2 separate regions of the Homo sapiens genome follow, and region 2 is linked to region 1. A link is a loop called in an ENCODE intact Hi-C map of the cell type or tissue named here. Cell type or tissue: Calu3. All regions are shown on one strand. Links, peaks and the distances in the headings refer to the core of each region. The heading gives the core; the rest is flanking DNA.

Region 1 (5,317 bases), core at 131-5,130:
ATGGGCTCCCCTCTGGCCCAGGGCAGGTCCAGAAATTCTGTTCAAGAGCATAGATCTGGACTTGGGGACCCCAAGAGCTTACTTATTGTTCTACCCCAGTGGCTGAGCTGGTACCTGAAGTGCAAGAAAAAGACCCCTTTACTTTTCCCTGTGCTTTTCTCAAGCAGAAGGAATCTTTCACCATAGCCACCACAGCTGGGAATGTGCTTGGAGACACCTGAAGTCAGTATGTTTCAGAGCCCAAGGCCCATGGTGTACTATCTGGTTATTGCTGCTGGTTATTCAGGGCCCAGGGGCTCTTAAGTCAGCACATGACAAATCCTGCCAGGACTGTGTCCTTCCATTCAAGTCGGTGGGTTTCCTTTTGGCCCAGGATATGTCTAGAAATATCTTCCATGAGCCAGGGCCTAGAATGGGGAGTGTTATGACTCTGACCAGTGCTCTATGCTCCTGTGGCTGAGTTGATATCCAAGTTGCAAGATAAAGTCCTCTTTACTCTTAACTCTCCCCTCCTTAAGCAGAAAGAAGGAGTCACTTTTGTTGCTGCCAGCACTTTTGTTGCTGCTGGCTGGAATTGGAGTGCAGGGACTGGCATAAATACTTCTTCAGCCCCCCAGCTGGTGTTTCCCTAGGTCACATGTCACCCTAGTCCACTGACTCTGAGCCCAGCCCAGCATGAGGACTTGCCTAGAAATTGCAGTCCTTGTGTCCTAGACTGCCTTTCAGGTTTACCTAGGAATTCAGAACACTTTGGCCCACGGTGGCAAGGCTTGCCGAGAATCTCAAGCTCTGACTGCGGGATGGGTAATTCCCCTCAGGCTAGCCCTGGTCCAAATGCTCCCTCTGTGGATGGGGTGCTGGCTAAGCCCAACATGGCTTTATTTTCTGCTGACAGAACAGCGCTGAGTTCAGTGTAAAGCCCTCTAGTCACTGCACTCTCTCTCCTCCAAATGCACAGATTCTGTCCCTGTGCTACATGGCTGCTGCTGTATACTGGGGAAGAGGTGGCATCGTGATTCAAGACTGTCTCTCTTCCCCTCCTCAATGCCTCTTTCAGCAAGATGAAGTTACAACCAGGTACTGTGATTGCTCACCTGGTTTTTGGTTCTTGTGACTCTTCTTTTCTGTATGCAGATAGTTGTTAAAATTTGATGTTCCTGCAGAGGGAACAAATAGTATATAGGCTTCTATTTTGCTGTCTTGCTCTACCCCACCTGCACAATTTCTGTCCTGAACATTAGTATTGCTATGCATTTTTGGCCCTGTGCAGAAATTTTGGAAAGCAAGCCTTATTCCTGGTAAATTGGAAAATATTAATCAATTTTTATTTCTCCTATTCCAAGGGGGATATCTGAGGGAAAAGAAGGGCATTGGTAGGGATTTTCTTTTTCTCTGAATTTTTCTATGTCCTTTTCTATGTATTTTCTGTGTTCTTTTCACAATCTCATGAAGAAATATCAGCTCACCTGACTAAGGACCCTTGTTGAAAATAACTAATCTCCAGGTACTTAATTAATTCCTGCAAAAGAGAAGGATTTAGCTGAAAGGGAGTAGAACAAAAATGCAAACTTTTATGAGCCTTACACCAGGGTCAAGACTAAAGAAAAGCATGAAGACAATGTTTGGCATTGGTATCCTTGACTTCTCCTTTCACTGTCCTTTCCCATCATGTTGCACACAGAGTTCTCAAACGCCTAATTTATAAATGTATTACCTACTTCAGGAGTATTTGCTTGTCAACAAGTGACACAGGACAAAGTTAGAATATGTAAATTGTCAATTTTAGAAATTTATAAATCTGTAAGCAATATGAGGAAGGTGTTTATGAACACATGACTTTCTCTACCTAAACAAGACTGTTTGATGTGGTAAAATGAACACTGGATAATTATAGTAGACACAGCATTTTAAAAATCCATTTTTGCTTTTTGAGTAATAGTATAATAGTATTCCAATTTCCTTTTGTGGAATTACTTCCCCTATTAAGTGAAAACTTGGTGAGAAAACTTGAATAAAGTACCTGCCTCTACTGGCCAGGGTGTGGACGAATGACTCAAGGTAGGTCAATCTGACTGTTTCTTCCTGGTTCTTTAATGTAATGATGCAACTTTAACATAACTCTTTAATGTAATGATGCAGAGATAAGGGTAAAACAACAGTTGGCACCTCTTATTCAATGATGGCTCTTTCAGTTCCTATTCCTGAGACTAACAAAGCTAACTGGTTTTTGTTTTTTCTGATCTTGGTACTCTAGGCTTTGCTTTACTTCTGTGAGCACCCCATAGTCTTCCAACATGATTACTTTTGCTTAGGTTAGCCAGGGAAGATTCTATTGCTTACAACCAAAGACTCACATTAGATTCAAGGTATTAGGAGGCATGATGGCTCTCTGTGAAATACTTAGCATCTCTGGCTCTATTTTTTCATATGTGAAAATGATGTGGTAGGACTACATGGTTTCTAATTTCTTCTCTAACTCTGAAAGGAAATGAATATATAAAGCTAGCCCTCCCTAAAAGCCACTAATAATTCTGAACATATGCCTATTCCTAGATGAATAAGTTGGGGGTTAATGCACTTTCCCATTAACTGTGACTTCTAATTTGGTCTCTTAGCATGCCTTCAGCCTCTAGGCCCTGGGGCCCATTTAAGGTCATTTAGGCAGAGGCCACATCTGTGGTATCTGAATTATCTGGCTAAGCATCCTGTACTCATTGGGTATTTGCCAACCATATGCTAGATCAGGGTCTGTCAGAATGCCCTCATTTTGGAAAACTATTTAAATGGCAAGAAAAATTAGATCTTAGAAAGAAAAGCATGGGTATAGAGCTCAAGGAATTGGCACAGCTGGGTATCATTAGCAATAATCAAACCTTATCCAGTATAAAAAGCAACAGAAAGTGATGATGTGGGAGCAGTGTGTATTTGTATGTGTATGTAAGTTTATGTATGTATTTGCGTATGTTTGTATACATGTATATATCTGCATAATAAATGTATATAAAATTTTTTTAAATCTTGGTTTCTTTGACTGCTTTCCCCTCCTCACCCTGAACTTGGATCTTTCTACTGTATCCCAGTGGGAGTGTTTGATGTATTGAAATCATCTTAGAATTTCACAGTCTTTGAGGCAGCAACTTTGATGCTGCAGACACAGAGGAGGGCTAAATAAATACATTATTAACAGAAAAAAAAGTGCAAATACTAAATAGCTACTGGAGAATCTAAGTTCTAAAAACATATCCATGAAAGATTCACATCTTTTTTCCCCATAATGACTAATTTTTTATTATAAAGTAATACTATTACTTTAGAAAACAAAAACTTGGAAAATATATGTAGTATATATAAAGGAGCAAGTAAATGTTACCTACACTCTTACCACTCAGATCTATTAAGTAACATTTTTGGATATTTTCTTTAATTTGCAGAAGGTAGTTTTTAATGAAAGAATCCAAATTTGGGATTTACTGAGCTTAGTTTGGAAATTCTTAATTGCAGACATGCATTTTGTCACCAATTTGCTAAATAAAAACAAGATAAGAGTTCCCTTAGTGTTGCTTAATTTAGCTTTATAAATAGACTTTAAAATCACTGTTGTACAAATTTTCTTTTTGAAACTTAAATTTGGCATTTTACATTTGCCCTTCCAAACCCATTCTCTTTAACCTACTCTATTGCACCAATCTCTGCTCACCTTCAAGTGCAAGCCCAAAGCCCTCCCAACCACACAAATCCATAGCACACATTAAGATAGGAAGAGACAGTCAATAATAATTGAACACTTACCATGTGGCAGGCAGTACACCAAAGTCTTTATTTATATATATGTGTGTGTGTATACACACACACACACACACACACACACTAGGTTGATCTTCAAATCCAAAGGCTTTTTATGTGCCATCTTGTTTAATCCTTACAAAACCTTATGAAATAGATATTATTCACATGCTTACATTACTGATGAAGAAACTACATTTCAAAAATATTAAGTGACTTGCTTAAGATGGTCATAAACTAGTTACTGGTAAAGCTGACACTTCAGCTCAGGTCTACCTGATTCCAAAGCCACTATGCTACTGCAACATATAAGGACAAAGAAAAGGCAGTGGCCATGCCTAGACAAAATTATGAAGAAGACAAAAGTCTGTGTTTTGTGCTCTCAATTCCCAGCCAATAGAAACCCATTTTAAAAGTATAGTGTTTGATGAGAAGGAGAATATTCACCAAAGGCTTTAAGTATTAAGTATTCAGGTGGGTGGGATGCTCTTAACATTATGATGTTCATTAGGAACATTGACGTCTAGGACATTAGAGCTCACAGGATACTTAGTACAATCTAATTTAATTCCTTCAATTTACATATTAAAAAACTGAGGCCTGGAGATATAAGGTTACAATTCTTGTCAATAACAGAGCATCGTAATTGTGATTCTACAGCCTAGAATCTGGGTCCCTTTTTCTTTCAATCTACAGATTCCTGAAAACACCAAGGCCTTGTTGTTTCATAATGTAGATGAATCTGATGAAGCAAAATGACTTTGAATGAACTTTAGAGGGTATTGCTTGTATATCTGCTAGCTGATTTTTTTCTAGGTTCAGTTATTTTAGGTCAAAGCCAAATAGTGACTAATATTTCCTTTACAGGCTTTGTGTCTTTCTGATATTTTATCAACAGAATGACTTGAGATTTAATCAATGCATACCTCTAAGTCTAAAAACCCTCACCTAAAGCTTATTCTGTAGCATCTTTGTGTTATAATTTATATGTACTTGATAAGGTAGAAGTTATGCCTGAATTCAATGTGTGTTCTTTTTTTCTATTTGGTTCTCTGCTTTAACTTTTAAAATGGAAATGTGTTGAACACAAAGAGTAACCAAATGAAACAACAGTATAAAACACAGTCTCTTCATTTAGTTTACCAGTAGTCTAGAAAGTAAAAAGATAAATTGAGGCATATAGCTTCGTACGTGTTTGAATCCGTATGATTTTTCTCTCAAATGTACTTAACCTTGAAAGAGTTCATTCTGAATATTCCCATCATTACTCCAGTGCTTCTTCTCAATCCAGAACTCAAAAACATGTATTTAAGCCACTTTACCTTCAGAGTCTACTTTTCTTTTCCTTTTTTTTGAGCCTCTGGGTTTGACCACTTAAAATAATTAGGATGCAAAAATAACAAGAACATTTCTCATTAGGATAGAAATGATGAGGACAAAATGTCCATTTAGTTTTATTCTTATAAAGCGAGCTGGAATTCCCAGAAGATTGAATAAGGATAGTGAGGGCAAATGCTATCAGATTTGTGGACTC
Region 2 (5,317 bases), core at 47-5,046, 72 kb after region 1:
CTCTTCTGGCTTGGAGAGTTTCTGCCGAGAGATTAGCTGTTAGTCTGATGGGCTTCCCTTTGTGGGTAACCCGACCTTTCTCTCTGGCTGCCCTTAACATTTTCTCCTTCATTTCAACTTCGGTGAATCTGACAATTATGTATCTTGGAGTTGCTCTTCTCGAGGAGTATCTTTGTGGCGTTCTCTGTGCTTCCTGAATTTGAATGTTGGCCTTCCTTTCTAGGTTGGGGAAGTTCTCCTGGATAATATCCTGCAGAGTGTTTTCCAACTTGGTTCCATTCTCCCCAGTTGGTACACATCTGGTGTACATCTGGTACACCAATCAGATGTAGATTTGGTCTTTTCACATAGTCCCATATTTCTTGGAGGCTTTGTTAGTTTCTTTTTATTCTTTTTTCTCTAAACTTCTCTTCTCGCTTCATTTCATTCATTTGATCTTCAATCACTGATACCCTTTCTTCCAGCTGATCGAATCAGCTACTGAAACTTGTAGGGACATGGATGAAGCCGGAAACCATCATTCTCAGCAAACTATCACAAGGACAAAAAACCAAACACCGCATGTTCTCACTCATAGGTGGGAATTGAACAATGAGAGCACTTGGGCACAGGAAGGGGAACATCACACACCGGGGCCTGTTGTGGGGTGGGGGGAGGGGGGAGGGATAGCATTAGGAGATATACCTAATGTAAATGATGAATTAATGGGTGCAGCACACCAACATGGCACATGTATACATATGTAACAAACCTGCACCTTGTGCACATGTACCCTAGAACTTAAAGTATAATAAAAAATATATATATAAAAAATAATAAAAAACTCTTCATCAGCAAGTAAAAACCAAAAGCAACACAATTGTAACTGTGAGATCAAAGAATAGTGAGATGTGAGAGGCAGGCCATCTACTGTCAGCAGCCCCAGACTCCCCTCAGAATCGACGGACAGAACTTCAGATGAGAGAATCCTGAACTGCCCTGGGCTTTGCCAGCCCTTTGAGAGGGAAGTGACAGATGACAAAGTCAAAGCCTGGGAGAACTGAGAACCTAATTCAGTTTAAACTTACCCAGGCCCTTCTCTCTATTTAAAAGGATCGTGTTCACCATGGCCACAAAAGTCTAACTCTGGAATAAGTTGTAGCTCCATTTCTGAAACAAATTTTTTTGACAATAGAATGGAACTTAGAGGATTCATTATGCAATATTATCATATGTGCTCACAGGTATGCCAACATACGTTTCCAAGCTGCTTAAATTGTCTGCCAATGAGCCCCCCTTTTTCATCCCCCAGGGCTTCATCAAGTTGCACATATGATTGATTTTATAATAATAATAATAACATTTAATGAGCATTTGTTACATGTCAGGCACTGTACTAAGTGATCTTCAGTCTTCTTTTAATCCCTTCTTTCATGAAACAAGCATCATTATTATGTTATCTTGAAGAATGTGAGGGTCAGAGAGCTTAAGCAAATTTCCCAAAGTCACACATTTAGGATATAACTGAGTGAAAACTCAGAAAGGATTCCCAAGTGAGGAAAAACTCCCAAAGATGGCAAAACTGGCCTAATTTTGTTTATAGAATTATGTGGTATTGCCTTAGCTTGGGTTACCCAGAAAACAGAGCCTGAGACAATGAGCTTATGGTATAATACTTCTACTCTATTAGGAGATGCATTTCCAGGTATGAGAAAACAACGGGAGAGAAGGAGGAAAGGGGAAGCCAATATGAGACCACATGATCAAGTGTGAAGCTACTGAGACTTACTGAAAAAAATCACAGGATCGTCCAGCAAGAAGTCACATAAACTGCATCTCAAAAAAGTCCATCTAGAGGGAGAAAAGGGGAAGAACTTATGTACCAGCTGACTTTTTAAAATCAAAAGTTTACCTCATGGGATACTAACTCCCTGCCCTTCAGGGTTTCACATGTGTAGGCCATAAGCAGCATCTGTGGCTTCCATATCTTAGCACTAACACCTCCCTAGGGTGGGAGGTGAGAGGCGTATGGTGCAGCTTGGGGTGAGATATACGTATGTAAAGCCACTGGGAGCCAATATAGAACTGATGGTGTTAGTGGTATCGAAACAGGAAATGGGTGAGGCTGAGGCCTCAGAGGTGTCAGACATGAGTCCTTCTTTTCTGCAGGACAGAAAGGAGCCACACAGTTCTAGCATGTTACAAGTAGTTGGGATGCCTATTAAAGGCTAAGATGCAGCAGCTTAGCTTGCAGTCCTACATAGGCACTGAAGTAAGTTCTCATGCCCTAGTCCAGAAAGCAGAGTCTTCAGGCACTTTGGACAAGCAGCAATTACAAAGCACAAAAAGGGGAGAAATATGAAAATGTTCACTTAGTCATTCATTCTTCCAAGAAAGTCAACCAGCAGGTTCAACCAGTTCTTAGAGGTTCCCAGGAAATACACCTTCTTTCCTGGAGCAGGAGTTGTAACCTCCTCCGGTGTGGTTTCATCTGGGTAAAGATCATTGAACTGCATACAATGGCACAGAGTGCCATTGCATAGAGTCTGATAGAGCATCTTGCTCCTATGCAATGGCATCAGAAAGCAAAATCCCCTTTGTTTTGCATTCACGAAATAGTTTAGAATTAAAATACAGTTAAAATTAAAATTCAGGGCTTCAGTTAAAATTAGTAATAAAAGCCCTTGGTGGGTACTCACCATAGGCCTGCAAATAATCCCTGTCATTCTAAAGAAAGTGGACTCTGATAAGGAAGGTACTTCTGATTGCTAGAGCCTAGGCCATCTGACTATATCCTAGCTGCAAAGGCAGCTGGAAAATTAGCTGTCATTTTCAACTAATATAGTGGGTGTCAATCTCTGCCTCATAAAGTCGAAAAATTACCCAAACATAGGAAGAGGGTTCAGATTCTAGGTGGTCAAAAAGAATGTCAGATGTCCATTTTTGACCCCACATCCTTTCGTGCTAACTAGTTTATTGCCTGATACCAATGTTTTTCTTGTAGTGAGGCCCCTGATATCTACTGCTAGATTTCCTTGACAGCAAGGTCAAAAGAACAGTCATGCCAGATATAACCTCGGAGGTCTACCCAACACACCTTGCCTGGCCTTTCTTGGTTTGTTTTGTTCAACAGTTGCCCAAGCCCAGAATCTGGTACTCTGCATGACAAATCAGCAAATAAACCTGCCACCTGGAATCTGAGCTTTGGAACTACTACTATAAACAGCCATATACACATCATAACCCAAAGCCCCATAGAGTGTAATGCTGACTTTATTATAATGTGGGACACATGGATTATACCCCTTGCTCTCACATTAAACTGCTGTATGGCTTTGTGGAAGTGACTTAGCCACTTTGTATTTGGTTTCCTATTTTGTAAAAAAAAAAAAATTTTTTTTAAAGAAAGAAGAAAAAAGCCATTGCATTCAGCACAGGGGAAAGAAACCACTAATGCACAGAATGCTAATAATGTACAAGGAGGTTTACTTTCAGTTGTTGCAGCAAACCTGCAAGACAGGTGCTCTATCCTCATCTTGCTGATGAAGGAACTGAGACAGAGGGGTCATGTTTTCCCAAAAGTCATAGAGTTAACAAGCTGCTGAGGCCAGGGTTTGAGCCAGTTTCAGCCAGCCTCAAAGCCCTTGCTCTTTCCATGTTTCTTTTTTGAAAACAAATGTTGAATTACACAAACAGCAAGAGTATATTATCTGTAAAAAATTTAAATGTTTCTGAAAGGCTAATGTCTCCTTGGAATACTACCCCCTTGCCCCAACAAACTTTCTCAAGTGACAATAAATAGCCACTTATAATTTTAGTGTATATACTTCAAGTTTTTCTATGTGTTTATATACATGTAACCTAGAAAGCATATATAAGCACATATAGAAGTAATATAATGTTACTTATACAAGTGTGTATATTTTTGTATGAAAATAATGTCATTTTGAAGATATCTTTATGCAGCCTGCTTTTCATTTGACAATAGGTTTTGGAGCTCTAGCTATGTCAGTACACAGCGAGCAATCTCATTCCTTTTAGCTGGTGCATAGTATTTCGTAGCATAGAAATATAAGTTTATTTAACTATTTCCCTCCTGATGGATACTCAATTTGTTTGCTCTTAGCACATATTTCTATTCCAACATTGTGCTTTTTCTCCAGCTTCCAGAGATTAGTTCTGTAACCTCTTTTAGCTCAAAAATTCTATGGCATGAAGGAAATGAAGCATGATTAAGTCTGAAGACATAATAATTCACTCTAGATAACTCATTTATTAAGCAGTGATATAGCACCAAATTGTGAAATATACACCACCATTAAAAACACAGTGCCAAATAAACAAAACAAAAAGATCCAAACAGGTTCAGGCAGACAAATGTCTCTCTGGTAACAAGATTCTAGTTTGTGTTCACTTAAGTATGTGACTCAAAGCTCTGTGTGGATATTCTTGATTACAGCAATTTGTTTTATAATAGTTGAGATTTAACATGGCATCATGCAATGTGCTGATGCTACATGTATTATTTAACCCTAATGATAATCCTTTAGAGCACATTATTACCTTTTGTATTGCTAAAGCAACTAGGGCTTAGAGAGGCCAAGAAATTTTGACCGAGATTACAAACTAGTGGCAAGACCAAGTTTCAAACTCAAGTTGTCTGACTCCAAAAGTCCCTCTTCTTTCCACTGTCTGTCATCAATCCTTTTAACCTGGGTTAGTGCAGAAGGACCTGATGATAAAGAACAAATTCTCACCTGATGCAAAACCTCTCAACATCTGCTCATTTTTTCAGTTCATTTTTCACTTCCTTCCCTGTCCTGAACCTGGCCCTAAATTACTTATAATTCACCAATAACACATTGCTGTGAACTTTTGCAAGCACTGTTTGCCTTTTCTGGAACATTATTCTATTGTCTGTCTGGGCAATCCAGACTTATCTTTCAGCGCAAGCATCATTTTCTCCAGAAAGCCTTTGCTGTACCATCCCCACCCTCACACCTGCCCAAAATTGGGTTAGGGATCCTCCATATTTTCCCATAGTGCTTTGTGTTACTTTCCCTAAAGCATTAAACATCACAAATTGTAAATATTTGTTACTTTCTTGTTTCCCTATACTACACAATGAGCTCCCTGAGAACAGGAGCCACAGCTTATCCGTAATGCATCTCTAGCCCTAGCATAGCGTCTAACACACAGTAGCCACTTGATAAATGTTTCATGAATAAATGAATCTTAGACTAATGGCAGAAATGAACCTGGAAGTAGACTCTTTAGCTCCATACGTGGTGATTGCTCAAGACAGTCACCTCAGTCGCCCCATTGCCAACCTGTTGCC

What was found. A loop is a pair of places that touch in the nucleus more often than their neighbours do. Peaks named below come from ENCODE experiments on the same cell type or tissue, not always from the same donor. Only the 100,000 strongest peaks of a DNase experiment are listed, where the experiment ranks them.
Region 2: a loop joins it to region 1, with 6 times the contacts of the local background. A loop is called at or near these places in 1 of 110 quality-filtered maps.

Annotation. Positions count from the first base shown.
Region 1 is chr12:70,118,527-70,123,843 of GRCh38, reverse strand. No RefSeq gene overlaps it. Among named protein-coding and RNA genes, the nearest start is that of LINC02821, 59 kb to the left of the region's middle. In Calu3, for the core only: no CTCF peak of the experiment used is centred there; a DNase peak (open chromatin) is centred at 2,043.
Region 2 is chr12:70,046,888-70,052,204 of GRCh38, reverse strand. No RefSeq gene overlaps it. Among named protein-coding and RNA genes, the nearest start is that of LINC02821, 130 kb to the left of the region's middle. In Calu3, for the core only: a CTCF peak has its summit at 1,961; DNase peaks (open chromatin) are centred at 2,104 and 2,424.